2 separate regions of the Homo sapiens genome follow, and region 2 is linked to region 1. Evidence: chromatin loops called from intact Hi-C (ENCODE). Cell type or tissue: lower leg skin. All regions are shown on one strand.

Region 1 (2,500 bases):
TCGCCAGAGAAGTCTCCCTGACCGTCCTGTCTGACATAGCCTGCTCCCCTCAACCCATCACCACCCACTCGTCCACATCACCAACCCCACCTGAGATCCTTTAAGTGACTTCTCAATGAGAATAGGGCACTTTGCTGTCCTTCCCCTCTCTCACCAGTGCCTAGAACAGTGCCTGACACATGATGTACAGGTGTGGAATGAATGAACCTTGTTACCTTGAGCAGTTCACAGGTGACAATATTTACTCTTTTCACTGAAGAATGCACATTTTCTGTTTTTTTTTTTCCATTTAATGCTGGACATTAGCAAATTATTCTTTCATCTGCAAACCTATCATTGAGCCACCGCCAAGCATGTGTGTATATGTGATGCTTCTGGATGTGGCTAGACATAAGTCACACAGAGGGGACACTCGGGGGGAGAAGGGAATAGGGCCCAAATGGCTGCTGCTGTTCCATTGCCTCTTCCCCTTCTCCCTGTACTTCTCATATGGCCCATATGTGTCCCAAGCTTGAAGAAAAAATAAAAAATAGGCCAGGCGTGGTGGCTCACACCTGTAATCCTAGCACTTTGGGAGGTTGAGGCGGTGGATCATCTGAAATCAGGAATTTGAGACCAGCCTGGCCATCATGGTTAAACCCTGTCTCTGCTAAAAGTACAAAAACTAGCCGGGCATGGTGGCGGGCTACTGTAATCCCAGCTACTCGGGAGGCTGAGGCAGGAGAATCTCTTGAACCCAGGAGGTGGACTGCACTCCAGCCTGGGCAACAGAGAGAGACTCCATCTCAAAAAAAAATAAAAATAATAATGAAATGCTAAAAATTCTCTACTTACAAAGCTCAGCAGAACTGAGATTTAAGACAATTGGTTTCTGAGCCAGTGCTATCGCCCAGAGGGTCGGCTTCCCAGCAAAGCATCAAAGACCAGTCCACCAAGGTGCCCTGGGGCCCCACAGCCATTCTGCCAGGGTTCTCAGCAAGCGGCATGCAGAGTCAGTCCCCTTGGTTAAACTCCCAGCAGGGCCAGAGCCTGGGCCCACCTTGCATTCTAGCCCACCTGCCAGCCACGTTCCCATGCCTGCTCCTTGTCTGCACGGCCACCCTCTGCCTCGTTCAAGAGGACTTTGGGGGAGGTGGCTGTGCTCGTGAGCTAGCTCAGCAAGTTTGGGTCCTCTGCATTTCTATTTTGTACAAATCGTGATGATCTGGGAAGAAAGCGGGAATTGATTTGCGGGCCTTTCAAAGGCTTCCTTTGGGTAGACTTAGGAGGCTCCCAAATTAGAAACCCCACAGCGCCCCCTGCTGGCCCCGGCTTCTGCGAGTTCCTTCTTGCAGCTCTCTGGAGGTGTTGTCTTTTTGCTCCCCAGGAACCAAAGACTGGTGTGAGCTCTGAGAAGGCTCAGTCGTGCAAGTTCCCAGACAGGGCAAGGTCTGCCCATGGAGGGCCAGTGGGACTCCAGACTCTAATACTGCCATTCACAATTATGGTCGCTAAGTTCCCCACTATGCTAAGGGCGGGGATGCCTTGCTTCAAGAAAATACTTGACACCCTTTCCTCCCCCAAAATAATGTGCCCGCTCAACTCTTTTTAATAATGGTGGCTATTTGTAGCACAAAAGGTTCTCGGTTGAGCCAAAAAGTCCTTTAAATAGCGAGTCCCATTGGGCTATTCAAGTGTTGATTTACATACCATAGAGAATATAGAAACTTCATGTTGAATATCAAGCGTCTCTAGCCACTGAAAATTAATTGGCAATGAAGAAAAAGCAGATCTGAAAAAGCAATCGTAGCTCAAAGGGTGCAAAGGATTTGATTTCTCAAAGTGTAATCGATCCTCGAGTTTGCAGGTGTTGGGTGAAATGCAGTATATCTGTACTGAAATACAGATATGGGGTTTGTTTGTTTTTTGGGTTGGGGTGGGAGGATGTAGTTTCGCTCTGTTGCCCAGGCTGGAATGCAGTGGTGCAGTTTCTGCTCATTGCAACCTCCACCTCCTGGGTTCAAGCGATTCTCCCGCCTCAGCCTCCCAAGTAGCTGGGATTACAGGCACATGCCACAATGCCCAGCTAATTTTTGTGTTTTTAGTAGAGACGGGGTTTTGTCATGTTGGCCAGGCTGGTCTCAAACTCCTGACCTCAGGTGATCTGTGTACCTCCACCTCCCAAAGTGCTGGGATTACAGGCGTGAGCCACCGTGCCCAGCCTGTACTGAAACTTTTTAAAGGACCAGAATAATCACATTCTGAGAGTTTATTATTGAAAGCTGTTGGATTAGCACAGGCCTCTTGAACTTGAAACACAAAAATCAATGCAGAAAGGTTATAACCCGGTGGCATCAATGAGTTTCCTTCTGTGTTTTCTTTTTAGATCTCTCAATTTTGTAATATTGATGAATTTATGCATAGGAGGAACCCAAGCTTAAAGCCAAGTCTTTTTTCCTTTACCATAACAATACGAGGAACCCTGGTTGCCAAAGGGGGTGGGGCTTGGAATTCCTAGGAG
Region 2 (2,500 bases), 350 kb before region 1:
CTTTAGCTATATGACTTTGAACAATTTAGTTATCCTTACTTTCCTTATCTGTAAACTATGGATACAAACTCATAAGATTGTGTGGATTAAATGAAGACATAGCTGCAAGATACATACGGTAAATATGTCTGAGCATTGCTCTCATGCTCAGAATACTCTGTGTGCATTATCCCACTTAGTCTTCAAACAACACAATGAGGTACAGTGGGCACTGATATTTACTCACAGTTTTTGCCTGAGAACACTGAAGCTCATGGGGTTGTCACTTGCCCAAAGACACACAGCAGGTCACATCCCACATCTACCTCAATTTGCCATCTGTGAAACAGTTATAATGTGTACTTTCTTCCCTACCACACAGAGTATTTTGAGGATAAATAAGTTCAGATTTGCTCTGAGTCTGATAAAGTTATCTCTACGATCTCTCAGGGCCATGTAAGTTTCTCATTAATCGGAAAAACACCAGGTTCAGCCAGGACTTGACTATCGGTCCATTCATTTGTTCATTCATTCATTTGTCCATTAAACACACATTTAATATTCTTAGAGCAGATCCTGAGCTCAACACTTGGGGATACAGTGACAGATGAGACCCAGGCCCAAACCCCAAAAGCTCCCAGCCTAGTATCGTTTGTCCCCATAGCAGATAAATCGCAAAGAATAATTTTTTAAAACTGGCTTTGCCTTCTTCCCATGGCTACCTTTTTATCCTCCCCTGCTTGGGTTTGGGAATGCAAATCCCATGAAAATTTCTTCAGGAACTGTCCTCTAAGATCAGTCTATGCCACAGCAGATATTCCAGTGCTACAAGTTGGTAGGTTTGGGACAAAACCCTTCTTTATGGCCAAGGAAGTAAAAATACTCTGTTGGCTTCTGAAAAATAATACAGGCTGTGGGGCCAATGAGTACACCCCCTTTGCTTTTCCCAGGGACATGGAGGAGTGATGGGATGTGGATTTTTTATGAGGGGCTGTGGGTGGGATCATGATAGCTCCGGTGGGAAAGGCCTGTGCTGGGAGAATGACCTTGGGAAGGAATGGTCTTGTCAGGGTTAGAGCTGTAGCATTGGACCTGGGTAGGGGTTGGGGTGATGGAGCATTGATGCAGGGATAGGGAGGCGGGGAGGCCCTCCCTGTTTTTTCCAGTTACAGCCTGGCAGGCTATTTTCCCCTCGACCGCCAGAGGGAGCTCTTAAATGCATACTGCCCAGCACAGCGTCCTGCTGCTTCCATTCTAACGCACATCGGGGCTCCCATTGCCTTAAAACAACCCCAACGTTGGTACGGTTTCATTTTCCTCATGGACTCTTATTTCTTGGCTCATTTACTTTCTGATTTCCCCCTGTAGACTCTAAACTCGGGAAACATGGTTATCTCGTTCACCGTATCCCCTTGAAACCATGCCTGGAACAAGATAGGTGCTGTGTCAGTTTCCCATGGCTGCTGTGACAAACGGCCACCAACTCAGCGGCTGAAAACAACACAGATTTATTATCTTACAGTTCTGGAGGTCAGAAGTCCGAAATGGATGCCAATGGGATTAAGATCAGGGTGTCGGCAGAGCTGGTTCCTTCTGGAAGCTCTAGGGGAGAATCCATTCTCGCCTTTTCTAGTTATGTGCCTTGGCTGCTGTCCCCCCTCCTCCTTCAAAACCAGCAGTTGCATCCCTCTGACCTCGGCTTTCATTGTCATGTCCACTTCTCTGACCTCTGACTCTCACCCTCCTCCCTCCATCTTATAAGGGCCCTATGGTGACATTAGTTCCACCCGCGTAATCCAGGGTAACTTCTCCATCTCAAGATCCTTAACTTGATCACGTCTTCAGCATCTCTTTTTGCCAGATAAGATAACATACTCCCAGGTTCCAGGGATCAGGACGTGGGCATCTTTTGGGTGGGAGAGGAGCATTATGCTATTACATCACTTCCCAGGCCTCCTTGGTCCTTCCCAGACAGAGGTAGGTAGGAGGCCTTGGCAGTATAGGATGGGTTGAGCAGGGTGTTGGAGGGAACTCTGGACTAAAAGCATCCAGTTTGTTTCTGTCTGCAGTTTAAATCCCAACTCAGTCACTTATCAGCTCTAGACAATTGCATATTGCTTCTAAGCCTCAATATTCCCATCTGTGAAAGGGAGATGAAATTCACTTCCATTAATTGAGCCACAGCTCAATTAAAAATCCCTGTTCTGGCATTTACTTGCATTTACCTTGGGCAGTCGGGATAACTTTTTAATTTCCTTGTTGAAATGGCACTAATGATCATGGCTGATACGCTATGTGTGTGTATACTCTGTAGTGTTTGTATTAATGGGATAATATATGTCAAGGGTCTGTCTGTTTGACAGTAGTGCTTGGCACACGGTAACACAGCAGACAGCAGATTTACTATATTTTTCTTTCTTTCTTTCTTTCTTTCTTTCTTTTTCTTTCTTTTTTCTTTTCTTTCTTTCTTCTTCTTTTTTTTTTTTTCGGAGTTTGGCTCTTGTTGCCCAGGCTGGAGTGC

The links. A loop is a pair of places that touch in the nucleus more often than their neighbours do. Peaks named below come from ENCODE experiments on the same cell type or tissue, not always from the same donor. Only the 100,000 strongest peaks of a DNase experiment are listed, where the experiment ranks them.
Region 2: it touches region 1 in a loop (4-fold over the local background); 43 of 110 quality-filtered maps call a loop at or near these places.

Annotation. Positions count from the first base shown.
Region 1 is chr12:117,235,463-117,237,962 of GRCh38, reverse strand. All of the region lies in intron 20 of NOS1 (nitric oxide synthase 1), which reads left to right. Among named protein-coding and RNA genes, the nearest start is that of FBXO21, 46 kb to the right of the region's middle. RefSeq lists enhancers at 573-1,077, 1,078-1,582. In lower leg skin, no CTCF peak of the experiment used is centred here; a DNase peak (open chromatin) is centred at 1,302.
Region 2 is chr12:117,586,550-117,589,049 of GRCh38, reverse strand. The region is part of intron 5 of KSR2 (kinase suppressor of ras 2); the gene reads left to right. Among named protein-coding and RNA genes, the nearest start is that of NOS1, 230 kb to the right of the region's middle. In lower leg skin, a CTCF peak has its summit at 1,168 (motif pointing right); no DNase peak of the experiment used is centred here.